Regions from separate parts of the Mus musculus genome. Here region 1 is linked to region 2. The links are chromatin loops, found by intact Hi-C in ENCODE. Cell type or tissue: heart. All regions are shown on one strand.

Region 1 (8,000 bases), 65 kb after region 2:
GGTGGCCTGTGTTAGAGCCCACAGAGGGGCCAGGCCTTGGGACAGAGAGAGGGACTGAGTGGTGACTTTGTTGATTTTGGAGCTATAAAGAACTCTGACCTGCAGGGTCAGCAGGACTTGGGAACACTTACCTTCAAAGGACTTCAACAATTGGGTGGAGAGCTGTCTGTCGTGCTGTAAATAAAACTGGTTGAAGATGACAATATTGTCCCAAATGTCCCTGAGGTCCCTTTCAGAAGTTTTCTCTCAGAGAGAGGAAACTGGCTCTTTGCCTATTGTGTATCCAGCCATGGAAGGGATTTTTGGCTCAAGGATAAGAAAGGATGCTTGCTCCAGGCCTAAGTGCCTGTTGCTGGCTCTGCCTAAGCCAGCTTCAAACTCCCTTGGGTACAGTGGACCCAGAGTGTTAGTGGGTATAAGGAGAACTCTATGCCTTTCATTCTTAGACTTTCAGCAAGTCCCCTGCCTGCCCTCCACAGAGCTCCTGGGAAGGATCCCAAGCTCCAACCCCAGAGTGCCCTGGCCCCTGCTTCTTCACCCACATGCACCATCCCCCTCTCTCTGAAGTGGTAGAGAACAAGAGGGTAGGTCTAGGGTGTGATTGTATACACAAGCTGTGTGCTATAGCCAACCTGTACTTGTTGCTAAGTACATAGTTATGCTCACAAACCAGTCTAGGACCCGGGAGAACAGAAACCTAGTTAATAAATACAACCATAGAAGGTTTTTAATGGGTGGCATGGGGTCCCGATAAACCCAATCCAGGCTGAAAGGATTAAGGAAGGCTTCCAGATAGAGGTAGTGCTAGGCCAGTGAACATAAATCGTCCAGCGGAAGCAGGTGCAGACCTCCCAGGCAGAAGGATAAGCAGAGGGTTACATTGGGCTGGCTGAAGCATCGAGGAGCACAGGGCAAGCAGTCTATAGCACATAGGAGATGATGATGTCTCATGAGACCCAGTTGCTCATCCATAGGCTCTGGGAGGGTCTTGGGCACCATGTCATGCTTTGGGTTTGCCTGGAGAGGGTGATGAGTGTCTGGAGTGCAGGGAGGCAAGTTAGGCTTGCGTTTAGATGTCTGGCCACAGTCTGAAGGTGTGTGGGTCAGCCTCCCTCCAACTGTCAGCGGCCTCTCTTGGGTGCTTCTGCTCCTGCGGGGCATCCTATCAAGGATATACTCTTGGTGCTCATCTATTCGGGCCTCATCTTGTACTAACTTCCTCAAAGCCTGCGAATGAGCAGGTGGTTCTGCCGGGCACTGGGCTACCTAAATTACACCCTGCTCTGGAAGCAGGAGGTCTTCCCAAGTGCTTCACATCAGTATTGACGTAGCCATCATGGTCACCAACAGAGGCGCTGTCACCACAATGCCTACCTCTTGGAGCCCAGAGTATGAGGGTTTGAGCTCCCCGTTTGCAGCATAAGAAGTGTGGGCACCAGGAAGAAGCCCTTGTCTTTCTTACGTGAGGATGAATGGGAGCCTCTGCTGGTCTTGGGAGGTCATGCAGCCCGCTTGCACCTTCCTAACCACTTGCTGAGCCTACCCTTCTTTCCAGCCTTTCAGAGCTGTCTCCCCAGCCCCTTGCTCCCAGCTCCCTGCAGATACGCCCCTCGGAACTGCTCAGGAGCTCTTGAAGAGAGCTAGCTAGAAGGGAATTAGCTGCCTGTCTGCTACCCTCCAAACCAGACAGTGTTGTTTGCCTGATTCCCATGCCCCTGGGTAGAGTCACCCACAGCTCAGTTAGTCTGGGCAAGTTACTCCTGCAGCTTTTCTTCATCTATAAAATGAGGGCATAAGAAGCAGATAATACTACCTATAAGGTTAAATGGGGTGTCATATTCAAATACCCAAAGACTATCAGGCATACAGTAGGCACTCCATAAAGGTTAGCTTTCCAGCCAACATGGCTACTATGTGCCAGGTAGTGGAGTGGTGTGAAAATTTTCTGTTTAATAATTCTGTTGGCACTGTCGAGTGGCTACTCTCTCACACTGAATGTGTGCAGCTCCGTCCCAACCATCCGGCCTCAGTTGAATGGGCATTCATTCATTCCTCCACACCCTGCAGATATCAATGAGTGCCTGACCCTGGGCCTCTGCAAGGACTCGGAGTGCGTGAACACCAGGGGCAGCTACCTGTGCACCTGCAGGCCTGGCCTCATGCTGGATCCGTCAAGGAGCCGCTGCGTATGTGAGTGATGGTGGGGTTGGGGCGAGAGACACCCTCTAGGGGCACAGTCCAGACAGAGAGCCAAATGTCCCCAGACCTCATGGTCTCATGCCCAGAGCCAGTGTCTGCTTTTGGCTTGGAGTTGGGCCACCATGCAAAATTGATCCGTGTGTCCTGTTGGGACTGGAGGTTACAGCCCCACTTACGACTCCTGGCTTCTCTTCTAAAACTTCTTTGTGATTCACATTTTCTCGTTTTTGTTTTGTTTTTCCTCTCTGATCATACTTCTGTCCTGTTTGCTGTCTCACTGTCTTTGAAGCTGTGTGCTGCCACTTTGAAGTGTCTGGGTAAGCTGTAGCTGCTGATTAATCTACTGCCCAAGTTTAGCAACCAGGTCCCATGGCTGCTAAGTGATTTTTTTTTCTTTTTAATTATGTGTATGGATGTTTTGCTTGCATGTATGTCTGTGCACTGTGTGCCTGCTGCCTACAGAAGCCGGAAGAGGCATTAGATGCCCTGAAATGGAGTTATAGGTGTCAGCTGCCATGTGGGTGCTGGGATTCAGACGCTGGTCCTCTGGAAGAGCAGCCAGTGCTTTTAACCACTGAGCCATCTCTCCAGTCCCTAAGTGATATTTTTAAGGAGCACTCATTTGCCTATGGGAGAGAGGTATTACTGCCCCATTCCCACTCCTTAATATTACTCCGTGGTTCTTTTTGTATATTTCTCCATGACCATGCATACACACATATCAGGAGTTGTGACCTTGCATAGTGAGTTACATAGTATACATACATTCCTTGTAAACCCTGGCAGTTCTGTTTCCAGTGACCTCTGTGGTTTCCAGCTGAGAGAAGCCCAGGCTGCCAGGCCCTTGCTCACACCCCAGACAGTAGAGCTGGTACTACAGCCCACACGGGGCTTTTCTTAGGAAAGAAGGTCTGACCAGAACAGAACAAAACAAAACCAGTCCCGAAAGACCTCTGGAACAAGGTCACCTCTAGCTCACAGAGCACTCGGCTGGCCACAAAGTGCCTGCTACTGGGTCTGGGAAGGCCATAGGAGGAACCAGACTATGCTGCCACCCAGAGGTAGTGGTCTGAAGAAAGATCTGGCTCTGACATCTCTAGGGATAGGAGACAGTGAGAACCCAGAGTGGAAGAGGATGGGGGAACCTGTAGGTTTGTTTGTGGTGGCAATGATATGTAATCAAGGCCCCAAGGACCTTATAGTCTTTCCTTTCCCAGGCCACTTAAGGTTCATTTATTGGGCTGGGCATAGTGGTGCACGCCTTTAATCCCAGCACTCTGGAAACAGGGACCAGCCTGGTCTGGAGTAATTTCAAGGCGTGCCAAAGCTGCATAGCAAAACCTTGTCTTGAAAAAACAAAAGTGGTTTCTTGATCAGTGAGTTTGGTTAACATCCGATGTGAAAGTGCCTGGAAGACTCTCTGATAAAGGAATATGGAGAGGAGCAGGGGACTGCCTTTATTGTCTCTCCCTCCACTGGACTCCTCCCTCCCCTTCCTCCAGGGATTTGTTCTGCAGATGGAGAAGGCAAGCCAATGACTTCCTGCCTACTAGCGTAGTAATGACGTCTCTGGAGGCTGGTCCAGCTTCCTGATAGTCCGTCCTGGGATTCAAAGGCATAGAGCCTGTCCCCACAGTAGTCCAAGGGAAGTGCCCACTGAAGGCACAGACTGCACCTGAGGATACAGGGCTCAGGGACTGATGGATGTGTGTTTAGTTCCTGACCTTCGTCGAGGTCTTGCATTGCTTGTGTGCCTTGCTCGATTTAATCTCCATGACCCTGTGAAGAAGACTTCCGTCTTAATCAGTGTTCTATGGCTGTAAAGAGACACCATGCCCATAGCAACTCTTATAAAGGAAAAGATTTAATGGGGGCTGGCTTATAGTTTCAGAGGTTCAGTCCATTATCATCATGGTGGGAAGCATGGCAGCATGCAGGCAGACATGGTGCTGGGGAGGAGCCATGAATTCTACATCCTGCTCTGCAGGCAGCAGGGAGAGACTGCCACACTCAGCATGGCTTGAGCATATAGGAGACCTCAAAGCTCACCTGTACAGTGACATGCTTCCTACAGCCAGGCCACACCTACTCCAACAAGGCCACACCTCCTAATAGTGCCACTCCTTATGAGCCAAGCAGTGTGAGTCTTACCTCTTCAAGTGCCTGTCCCTGTCCCAATCACTGAGACCAGGGGTATGACCTTCAGTCCTTCAGTCAGGAAGTGTCCCAAGGGAGGGGGAGGGGTGAGTGGTGCCTGTAGAGGACCTGAGCACTTTTCTACAGCGTTGGCACATGTGCCAGGCAGACCCAAGTGCCTGCAGTCCCTGACATTACTCTATAGGTAGAGAAACTGGGCCCAGTGAGGTGTGTAGCTCAGCTTGGCAGGAAGCAGATCACTGACTGAGATGACCAGGACTACTCGGGATCATTACTTCTCAACTTTAACTGTTGCTTCCTTCACCCCACTCTGCCCTCTGACAGTGTGGTCATCCCTCTAAAGATGTAAGACTCTCTCCAACTGGTTGGCTGCATCTTTTTCCACTGAGATAATAAGCAAGAGATTATTTCTTTTCAATATTCACTTGCATTTGTATCCATAGGACTTGTGGACATAGTGGGGTTTTTATTTTTGTCTTGTGTCTATGTGTCTGTGTGTCTATATATGTGTCTGTGTGTCTATATATGTGTCTGTGTGTCTATATATGTGTCTGTGTGTCTATATATGTGTCTGTGTGTCTATATATGTGTCTGTGTGTCTGTGTCTATATATGTGTCTGTGTGTCTATATATGTGTCTGTGTGTCTATATATGTGTCTGTGTGTCTATATATGTGTCTGTGTGTCTATGTGTCTATATATGTGTCTGTGTGTCTATTTGTAGTGCTAGCAATGAAATCCAGGACTTTAGGCCTGCTGGGAAAGGACTCTACTACTGAGCTACTCATCTGGCCCCAGATTCTGCACTCAGCTGTTTAATTAAGTGAGGCATCCATGTATCAATTCAACTTGAATTATTAATCGGCCATACACACTATACCCATGGAGGACTCCAAGTGACAAAGAAGACCCAAACAAGGTCCCTGTCCTCAAAGCTCTGTGGCAAACCTCTGGTTCTAAGCTCATCCCGTCTTCCCTGGAAGGCTTTCTGCGGATCTCAGAGCACAGTGCTCATCCTGCAGCACACACAACTGACGTTTTTTACTAAACAGTACGAAAGCAGAAGGTAGAGACAAACAACCGCATTCCCCGGGCTTGCTCTCACACTTCCTACATGAACCTAGCGCCTTGTTGGGTAGACGCCATGGGGAGATGTGGGAGCCTCCACTACTGCCATGCCTGCTCAAGTTCTCGTGAGCACCTGAGCTTCCAGGCTGAGACACGAGCCAGGCTAATCCCCGTGCCTGTGGCTGACCACACCTCTGTCCACGGCCTTCTGTATTTCTTTCCTGCTTACCCCTTCCCATATGCCCTGTCTGTTGCAGCGGACAAGGCTGTCTCCATGCAGCAGGGACTATGCTACCGGTCACTGGGGTCTGGTACCTGCACCCTGCCTTTGGTTCATCGGATCACCAAGCAGATATGCTGCTGCAGCCGTGTGGGCAAAGCCTGGGGTAGCACATGTGAACAGTGTCCCCTGCCTGGCACAGGTAACCCCACCCTGAGAGCCCAGCCCTGGCCATCAAAGTCAGTGACCACTTCCCCAGCCTGGATAGGCCCCTTCAAGCAGAGAAAGCTCAGTCTACCTTCTGGATTCCAGACCTGGGACACTCTCTGCAGCCACCATGTCTTGTCCCCTTGAGGGAAGGAAGGGAGTCCTGGTTTCTTACAGGAATGACAAGGCTCAGTTAATCTCCTGTTGTTTTTTTAGAAGCCTTCAGGGAGATCTGCCCTGCTGGCCATGGCTACACCTACTCGAGCTCAGACATCCGCCTGTCTATGAGGAAAGCCGAAGAAGAGGAACTGGCTAGCCCCTTAAGGGAGCAGACAGAGCAGAGCACTGCACCCCCACCTGGGCAAGCAGAGAGGCAACCACTCCGGGCAGCCACCGCCACCTGGATTGAGGCTGAGACCCTCCCTGACAAAGGTCTCTGAGCTGGGGGAGACACCTCAGGTTCCTCTTTTTCTTACCAGGTCCTCGCCCTGGGTCTTAGGTTCAGAACTGTCCAACTCTGTTGCCTGAAGCTCAGGATGTGTGGGCTAGAAAGAGCTTGTATTTGAGGCCTCTGATCAGTGTTCCAGAAAACAACTGGGTCATGCCCAGGTCACCCAGGACAGGAGACCAAGAAGGAAGTAGGACCAAGAAAACTAGGAGATTGCCAAGAATCTGGGACTCAGCAGCTATGGGTGCGGGACACTAGTTCAGTCAGAGGCAATTCATTCCTTTCCTAGAACTTCTCTCTTAATCCACAGCTCAGGGCAGAGAGGATGGTGGGTAACCCACATGATCAAGGCCACAGGCGGGAGGAAGTCTGTTATGGGTCTGATGGGGATGGTGGGTGGGGAAATGGGGACTCCTGTCATTGGACACCTGGAAGGAATGCAGGAGGCTTCCTTTCTCCAACTGAGAGGAGAGCTGGGCTACCCATAAGGATCTCCGGCCTTGGGTTTCTGGGATGGTCAGTCCCAAAAGGGAGTTGACAGGCTGAGGCAGGTCAAAAGAGTTGCACTCTGGGTCTTGCTCATCTTGCTGGGGACGTAGCGAGGGGGGCAGACTGTGAAGCAGTCCCACATGGAGGGCAAAGGCCGCTGCCTCCCCTCCTGGAGCTCATCTTGTCTTCTTTTCCCAGGTGACTCTCGGGCTGTTCAGGTGAGTGAGCCTTCCTGCCAGGGAGCTGGGTTCGGGTAACTGGAGAATGACATAAACTCCAGACGTAGTCTCATGAGAACAGAAGAGGAGAAGCATGGACCCGATATCAGATTTTAACTTGGAGAGATCACAAAGTTGAACCCAGGACCCGTTCGACTGTGTAGTTAGTCCTGGCTGTCACTCAAACCTGAGCGCTGTGCATGAAAGCTAGAGCTGGTCCTGAACCTGGCATGTTTTCTGAGCTTTTTTAACATAGGCCCTCTGGGAGGAGCTCACCGGAAAGCAGAAGCATAGCTCTGAGTATCTCAAACCATTTCACAGAGGAAAAAGCATCTGGCCCTCTTCCCTGGTCCCGGGATGCCCGTGGGCATCCAAGACTGAGCATCTCCCAGCGCCTCCAGAAGACTGAATCTGCTTTCTCCTTCTCCAGTCTGCTGGTCCCCGCTCATCTCCTGCTAAGCTGTCTCCGTGCACGGCTTCTCCAGCAACCTTGCTTTCCTGCTTAAGAATTGTGTGCTGAAACAGAGTGTGGGGCCCCACACCTTTAAACCCAGTACCTGGGAGGCAGAGGCAGGCAGATCTCTGAGTTAGAGGCCAGCCTGGTCTACAGAGTGAGTCCCAGGACAGCCAGGGCTACGCGGAGAAACCGCCATCTCAGAAACAAAAGAGAACAAAACAAAAAGCAGGCAAACAAACAAACGAAGGAACCCAGTGCTGTCCCAGATCCAAGCTTCTGCTATCCGTCTTCACAGTCCCAGCAATGTCCCAGTGCCCTATTCTGTCCTCTGGCATTCCTCTTTGCTTCCTGTGCCCCATCTGTCTCTATCCATCGCTGTGGCGAGCAACACCAAGTGTAGCTATGACTCTTGGCTTCGACACACTGGCTTTGTGGCCCAGGGTGAGCTAGTTAATCTGCTACTCCATCTGTAACGTGAGGATCGTAGCCTTGATATGTGCTAATGTTCCACTGTGCGCTGTGCGGGGCCGACACTGTG
Region 2 (8,000 bases):
GGCACCAGGGCAGGTAGAACAGGAGGAAGGTCTGGACTGCAGAGATGGGCACCCATTGCAACCAGGAAGAGTCAGCACGGGCTGGCTGGCGATTGCTTCACTGTAAAGGGAGGAAATGAAGTGTTCTGGGGACGGAGGTGGCGTTCATCCCCAAGGACAGCAAGTATGAGAGTTTGGACCAGGAGTGGCCACCCAGAGCTCACATTTTCCTCTCTTCAAATGGGCTTAGCGATACCAGTTGCGCCTGGTTGATGGGGCACTCTGTCATTCATCCCAGAGCTGCCATCCAGGTGTCTCTTGACCACCCACCAGATTCTAGCCCTGTTGTATGTTCAGCTCAGTTAGAGATACAGTAGCTAGGGAAGTCAGACTGATGAGTAATTTTATAGATTGTGGAACAGGACTCTTTCTGTGGTTTTAGTGTGTCTGCTGAAGCTGGGCTGGGGAGATGGTTCAGTTGATGGGGTGCCTGCCTGCAAACACGAGGACCTAAGTTTGGTCCCCAGAACACAGGTTAAAATAAAATAAAATAAAATAAACCGAAAAACAAAAGAAAGAGAGAAAGAAGAAGAAGAAGGAAAAAAGAAATGAAAAACCAGGCATGAAAGCATGTGTCTGTTAATTCCAGCACTGGGAAGGCAGAGGCAGATAAATCTCCCGGGCTTCTTAAACAGCTAGTCTAGTGGAATCAGTAAGTCCCAGGCCAGTGAGAGATCTTGATGGATGACCACTGAGGAATGACACTCAAGGGTGACCTCAGGCTACCACACATGTATGCAACCCCACATGAACATGCACGCGCGCACACACACACAAACATACACTGTCCACTCAAGTGACAGAGCCTAGAACAACAGGGCCTTCTGAAGAGAAGTATAGGACACAGTTAAGTAGAACAGGTCTTTTACCAACTACCTTGGTTCCTGCCCATAGGTGAAAAAGATGGAGTTAGCCACTGGGGCAAGAACTCTCTGGTCAACTTAGAAGCCGGGGTTCAGGTTTCCCTGAGCCTGAGGACACTCCTAATGCAGGCCACCATCTGGCAGAAGAGGAGATGCTATGACTGCTGTCTTTTTTTCTGGTGCTCGGGCAATCGATGGCTATTACAGATCTCCCCACCACCACAGATGCCAAGACACAGTAAGAGAGTTCTTGGCAGCTACTAATGTGCATCTTTAGAAACTGAGCAAGAACACATATGAAGAAACTCACATGCACTTCCTGATGGAGAATTGTAACTGTGGAACTTTGCTAGAATAGTCTACATGGTAGGGAAGTTAAGTAGCCACCTTACCATTGCCTGGCCTGGCAGGGACTGGAATGTCTCTTGGGGCAAGGAATGCAGGATTGCCAAGAGGTTGGTCAAAGATGACTTTGCTATGACAGTTTGGGGTGGAACACACACACACACACACACACACACCCAAAGAACCCACACATGCCTATGAATGAGCTGACCAATGCTTGGGCATCAGCTAAATAAGACTTTGTTACTCCTTTTCTGACACTTCCTGTGGAAACATGACCCTGGAGAGCCAGAGCGTGAAAGGGGAGTCTGAAGAACAGATCCGACCCCACCCACCCCACTTTCCCCACTATAGGGCCTGCAGCTTTTTCATGAGGATACAGTGGGGAGAGGAAGAGGATTAAATTAGATATGATCGTGATGGAATTGAATAGCTTTCAACTCTTTAGCTTCTAAAGTTGATCTTAGTTACAAAGGCTACTTAGTTACTTAGTTCTTGTATCTGGTAGAAATTGGCAAGCCAAGGACCCTGTCTGACATGTATTAAGTAAAGAAGAATGGAGCTAAAGAGAGCTGGTGGTGAAGAGCACTTGCTGTCCCTAGAGGTCCCTAGTTCCCAGCCACCTTGGGTGGCTCACAATCACCTGTAAGTCCGGCTCCAGGAGATCCTGTGTAACTGGCTTCCAAAGGACCCTGCACTCGTGTGCACACACCCATATGTAGACATATACACACACCTACACATAGCTGAAAATAATTTTTTAAAATATGTTTTAAAAGAGGAGGGAAGAACTGGGAGGTGGCACCGTATGCCTTTAATCCCAGTACTCAGGGGACAGACAAATCTCTGAGCTGAAGGCCATCCTGTCTTACAAAGGAGACAGCCAGAGCTAAACAGAGAAACTCTGTCTTGAGAAAAACCAAAACCAAAGAATAACAACAAAAACCAAACCAACCCAAGACAACAACAAAGCCCCAGGAAATGATTTCCCCTTGTAAGTGGGCAAGCTTGGGTATTTCCTCACAGGAATGGGAAGCGGAAGAACACACATGGCCACTGTAGGGGCCGATGTTTGCTCTGTGAGGTGAAATGAAGAGGTAGTCCTGAAGACCTCTTGGAGATGAATACTCTAGGTAGAGAGATGAGCCGTCACAATGCATCAAACATTTGCCAAGCAGAGACTGTGAGGGTACTGTGTAATGAATACCGAGCAGGAGTAAGTTCAGATCGGTCAGAAAACCAGCCGGGCAGGGAGGACTCCGTAGGCCAGTGTCAAATATTGAGACTTTCTAATCCAGTTAGGTATTACTTAGGATTCTGGGAAGGGAGGGGCTGGTATGGGAAGTTGTAATTGGTGCCTTTACAGGCTCTTTTATCCTGTCTGCTTAGGAGCCAGTAGGCTGTGAAAACACTTTCAGGAAAACCATATATGCCTAGCCTTTTAGGCTTTGGGGCATGGGACACAGGGAAGAAGGTTAATTTAGGTGGGAGGCAACGGACATCCCTGTCCCCTTCAATACAAGAAGGTGTGAGAACCCGGCCCAGCAGGGCTCAAAGGCTCATGCAGCCCCTTGGGGAAATTCTCCAAGGAATGAGGGGCGGTGGTAGGAGTTCAAAGAGTGGACTGTGGGCCAGAGGCCACTAGCCTGGGTTTTATTTCCATCTTTAGCAATACTCTCCTTTAGTCACCTTATTCAAGAGGCTCCATGCCTACCTTTGTAAAAAGAGAACAACTCTTCCAGCGGGCATCCACCATCACCATAGGCCCAGGTCAAGGCTTGGCGCCACAGGAAGCAGATTAAGATCTAGGCTCTAAGCAGGTTGGCAGAGTGTGTCGCTACAAAACACGGTGGCCAAGGGTGTGACCAGCTCCACCAGGGGGCGCGCGCCCCAAGTTGCCCTTCCCCATAGGCAACCGGCTCTTGGGAGCTGCCCCAGGGACACCTGCATTCTCGCCTAGCGCCCCCAGCGGTCAGAGGTGGAAGCAACGAGACCAGGCGCGCATGCCTCGGGCTCGGTCCCCATTACTCCGGTCTGGGTACCTTCCCCAGCTTCCTTCAGGCCCGAGAAGCAGTTCATCTGGGTCCGTGAGGTCAGGAACAGAAAATACATCCAGGACAGGTGGACAACTTGAGTTTGCCCAGGACAGGAAAAAGGCAGCTCAGGTGCGCTGGTCCAGGCAGACGCCATCTGTCTTTCCAGTCCCCGGGTCTGCCCTGTCGCCCGCAGCTCCTCACGGGTTAATCCCCTCGCCGCCCGCTCGCTTCTCGGTGCCAAAGAGGGTGTTGCTGGAATTCTTGTCTCCCGTAATAAGGGGGCCGAGCTGTCCCTCCAAGGAGGGGGGCATGGCGTGGATAAAAGAGGCGAAAAAGCAGGGGGCGGTTTCCAAAAATAAAACCCTTCGGTTCCCCTTCAGACGGCGGCAGTGCGGGAGCGAAGGTGCGGCAGGCTCGGGCTCGGTGCGCAGCCCGGGCAGCTCACGCCATACAGCCCTTACCTAGGAACCCCTGGACCCCCAAACGGCTGTTTCAGAGGTCCCCTAGACGGGAAGGGGCAAGTCGCCAGGCGGGTCTGTGGAGCGAACGATGGAAAGCACCTCCCCGCGAGGTCTCCGGTGCCCACAGCTCTGCAGCCACTCTGGCGCCATGAGAGCGCCGACCACCGCTCGCTGCTCCGGATGCATCCGACGGGTGCGTTGGAGGGGCTTCCTGCCACTTGTCCTGGCTGTCTTGATGGGGACAAGTCATGCCCAACGGGATTCCATAGGGAGATACGAACCAGCTAGCAGGGATGCGAATCGGTTGTGGCACCCCGTGGGCAGCCACCCCGCAGCGGCTGCAGCCAAGGTGTACAGTCTGTTCCGAGAGCCTGACGCGCCGGTCCCCGGCTTGTCGCCCTCTGAGTGGAACCAGCCGGCCCAGGGGAACCCTGGGAGGCTCGCAGAGGCCGAGGCCAGGAGGCCACCCCGAACCCAGCAGCTGCGTCGAGTCCAGCCACCTGTCCAGACTCGGAGAAGCCATCCCCGGGGCCAGCAGCAGATAGCAGCCAGGGCTGCACCTTCTGTCGCGCGCCTGGAAACCCCTCAGCGACCCGCGGCTGCACGGCGAGGGCGGCTCACCGGGTGAGCACTGAAGAGGGGATAGGGCTGGGGGCGGGGTGGAGCAAAGGGATGCGGGTATCCCGGACAGTTACGCCTTCAGTGGAGTGCGGGTCCTGTCCCTTTGTCCTCAGTAACTACTAGAGAAACCGCTCCGAGGTTCCGAAACCGGGGCTCGGACCAGCTTTCAAAAAGTTATTTTGGGGAAAATAAATCTACTATCTGTTCCCTTGGACACCAGTTCTCCCAGAACCCCGACGTTAAGCTCGTGTGCGTTTCTCACTCATTCTGTGCTGGGCTAACGAGCTGCAGTGGCTGGGTGGGCGCTCTGGGTTCTTGAGGCCCAGAGAAGGATAAACTGGCTCCGGGCGCCAGTAGGTGGAGGATCTGGGCGGGGGGGGGGGGGGGGGAGTGGGGACATCAGGGCGCGAAGACAGACGCATCTCCAGGAACGGGCTGACAGCGAAGCAGGCGCGCCAAGACAAGTGTATAGTCCGGGCTCAGGTCTGCTGGGACACGCAGAGGACTTAGGCAAGGGTTTAGGAGCTCTGTGAAAGAGAAGGCTGCCCTGACCTGTGCGAGGGACTGGGTCTGTGTTCCAGGAAGTCTAGATGTCAGCGTTGTTTGCACATTTTGAAAAGCCACGCCTCGCTCCAACTCTTCAACTTATTATTTTGCACCACTCGCTGCGGGTTCTGGACTCTGTTATCACAGGAGGTCCCCTCCCCGCCCCAACAACGCCTTGCCCAGGATTTAATGAGTTGGGGACCTCTCCTGAGTACCCAGGTGTCTCTGGAGTGAAGGCACAGGAGCCTGGCAATGCCAGACTGGGCAAGGTGCAATTGATTAGTCTAGGAGGGGCTTTGGCAGCCCTTGGCCTGAGCCTGGTTTATCTGTCCGTTGTAGTTCCAGGTAGCATTCCCGTTGCTTGTACGCCTAGTCCCACTACAGAGGATCTTCTGCCTCCTGCTCTGCACACATACTCTTCTCTTGCCTGCAACGGTCTTCTGTATCTTAGCAAAGTTCACCGTGTCTCATCCCTTCTGTGCCCTCATCCAGCTTTATGCTTTCTTATAGCATTTATTCCCCCCTCACGTATTTCTATTTCTATGTATGTGTTCAAACTTATACAAGTTCTGCTTAAGCAGGGTTTTGTTAGCTTTCATGTTCCCAGCAGATCAGTGCCTGCACGTAGCTGGCCCTCTCTGCGTCTAAATGAATTCCCTACTAACCTTTGGAGGCCTAGCCTAAAGTCTGCAGGGCATAGAGCTGAGTGCTGCCAAGTGGCTCCAGCGTAAGACCATTCAAGGAGAGTTAGCAGGACACCTGCCCCGTTTCAGCTTTCCCCTCTATTCTGACTTGTGCAGGCAACTGCATGATTACATGTGCTGAGCATGGGAGAGGGCTCGGGGACCCACAGAATACAAAACCTGCTGGAGGGCAAGCCAATGTCTTAAAATCAAGTTGGAGGCACGAGCAGTATGTGCTGGTGAATGTGTTTCTAAAAGCACAGGACAATTCTGTCAAGGGCAATGGAGCAGTACAATATAGTGAAGATGGTCAGGGAAGAGACACTGACCTGGGGCCCTAGAGCATAGACGAGGAAGGAGAGGGCCAGAGTGGCACATCTGGAGATGAGGCTGCCATGCAGGCTTAACTCAGAACTAGGGCTTTTCACCATAAGCTTTTGCCCCTGGTATAGGGGAGCCGGGGGCTGAGGCTGAGATGAAGTCTGGCTGTCATAGGGAGGGGATGGTTATGCTGCAGGCTTGTGTGTGCTTGTGTGTGTGTGTGTGTGTGTGTGTGTGTGTGTGTGTGTGTGTGTGCGCGCGCATGCATGCGCATTGCAAGGTGCTGTTAGAAGTCAGAAAGTGAAGCAAAGCAGACTGTCACTAGGACAAAGCTGACAGCAATGACCAGGTGTGAAGTTATGGGCACCTGCTAGATACACAGATGTATACCTGTGCTGGAGTTGGAGCCTCAGTTTTGTCTCCTGAAGCTTTGGTAGATAGATGTTGAGTTCTTCTGTCATCCCATTCATCTCTTGGGAAGGGGTCCCAAGACAAAATTATTCCTTAACTTCCTCAATCCAGGTCGATTCTGGCCGTCGTGTGCAGGTCAGATCTAGGGATCAAGTGCCATCTGCTGGTAGAATGTAGAACTACAGTTGCTAATTGAGGTTTTTTTTTGTTTTTGGTTTTGGTTTGAGTTTTTTTTTTGGTTTTGTGTGTGTGTGTGTGTGTGTGTGTGTGTGTGTGTGTGTTGTTCTGTTCTGTTTTGTGGAACCCCTTTAATATGCACTATTATGAAAACCCTGGGAATATAGCAGTAGATAAAATAGACAAACTGCCAGGTGGTGGTGATGCACGCCTTTAATCTCAGCATTCTGAAGGCAGAGGCAGGCAGATCTCTGAGTTTTAGAGTAGTCTGGTCTACAGAGCCAGTTCTATGATACCGAGAGCTACACAGAGAAACCCTGTCTGGAAAAACAAAAACAGTAACAGCAACAAAACCAAAAGAAAGAGAGAAAGAGAGAAAGAAAGAGAGAAAGAGAGAGAGAAAGAGAGAAAGAAAGAAGAGAGAAAGAAAGAAAGAAAGAAAGAAGGAAGGAAAGAGACACAAAAATCTTTTCCTTATGGAATTGTTAATGTACTGGAGATGAAAAAAAATACATGTGTCAGACATTGTGCTAAATGTCTGAGGGGCAGTCGTGAGCCGTGTAGCTGTGTACTACAATCTACAGGGGACTTATTGATTCCAGTACTGTCTTAGTCAGGGTTTCTGTTCCTGGACAAAACATCATGACCAAGAAGCAAGTTGGGGAGGAAAGGATTTATTCAGCTTACACTTCCACACTGCTGTTCACCACCAAGGAAGTCAGGACTGGAACTCAAGCAGGGCATGAAGCAGGAGCTGATGCAGAGGCCATGGAGGGATGTTCTTTACTGGCTTGCTTCCTTCCCCTGGCTTGCTCAGCCTGCTCTCTTATAGGACCCAAGACTACCAGCCCAGAGATGGTCCCACCCACAAGGGGTCCTTCCCTCTTGATCACTAATTGAGAAAATGCCTTACAGTTGGATCTCATGGAGGCATTTCCTCAACTGAAGCTCCTTTCTCTGTGATAACTCCAGCTGTGTCAAGTTGACACAAAACTAGTCAGTACAAGTACTTAGTGTTTCTTGACCATCTTAATATTTTGTTCATATTCTCTTGTTCTCGCTCCTTCCACCAAGTGGGTTCCAGGGATTGAACTCAGCTGGAAGGCTTGGCCAGTGCTTTTGTCTGATGAGCCACCTTGCCAGCTTCTTCTCTTTGTCAATACATCATTACAGTAACAGGACTCCGTGTTATATCTTTTGATGTAAATTATGAAACTATGCATGAATACCAAAAGGCATTGGAGATAGCAGGGCTCACAAGTTAGTTTACTTTCATTTTTTTCTTCTCTCACATATTACAGCCCAACTGCAATTCCCCTTCCTCTCCCTCTGCCAGTCCCTCTAACCCCAGGTCCTCTTCATTTTCTTTCAGAAAAGGGCAGACTTCCCATGCATACCAGCCCAACTTGGCATATCATATCAAAGTTGCAATAAGACTAGAGTTGAGATTTCTTCTTTAAGTTTGCCTCCCCTTTTCCCTAGCCAACCATCACTTGG

The links. Hi-C counts contacts between places; a loop is a spot of excess contacts. Peaks named below come from ENCODE experiments on the same cell type or tissue, not always from the same donor. Only the 100,000 strongest peaks of a DNase experiment are listed, where the experiment ranks them.
Region 1: a loop joins it to region 2, with 1.9 times the contacts of the local background. A loop is called at or near these places in 9 of 42 quality-filtered maps.

The regions. Positions count from the first base shown.
Region 1 is chr12:84,807,430-84,815,429 of GRCm38, reverse strand. Ltbp2 (latent transforming growth factor beta binding protein 2) reads left to right here. Exons shown (of 36, transcript NM_001370743.1): 10 at 2,068-2,190; 11 at 5,681-5,845; 12 at 6,067-6,282; 13 at 6,986-7,005. Among named protein-coding and RNA genes, the nearest start is that of Isca2, 38 kb to the right of the region's middle. In heart, CTCF peaks have their summits at 1,462 and 3,241 (motif pointing left); a DNase peak (open chromatin) is centred at 3,750; H3K27ac peaks cover 554 bases; H3K27me3 peaks cover 7,034 bases.
Region 2 is chr12:84,872,124-84,880,123 of GRCm38, reverse strand. Ltbp2 (latent transforming growth factor beta binding protein 2) reads left to right here and starts at 3,633. Exons shown (of 36, transcript NM_001370743.1): 1 at 3,633-4,368. The coding sequence starts at 3,893. It overlaps D030025P21Rik (RIKEN cDNA D030025P21 gene), which reads right to left and starts at 4,322. Exons shown (of 1, transcript NR_028577.1): 1 at 369-4,322. In heart, CTCF peaks have their summits at 2,982, 3,202 and 6,480 (motif pointing left); a DNase peak (open chromatin) is centred at 3,173; H3K4me3 peaks cover 2,291 bases; H3K27ac peaks cover 348 bases; H3K27me3 peaks cover 5,969 bases.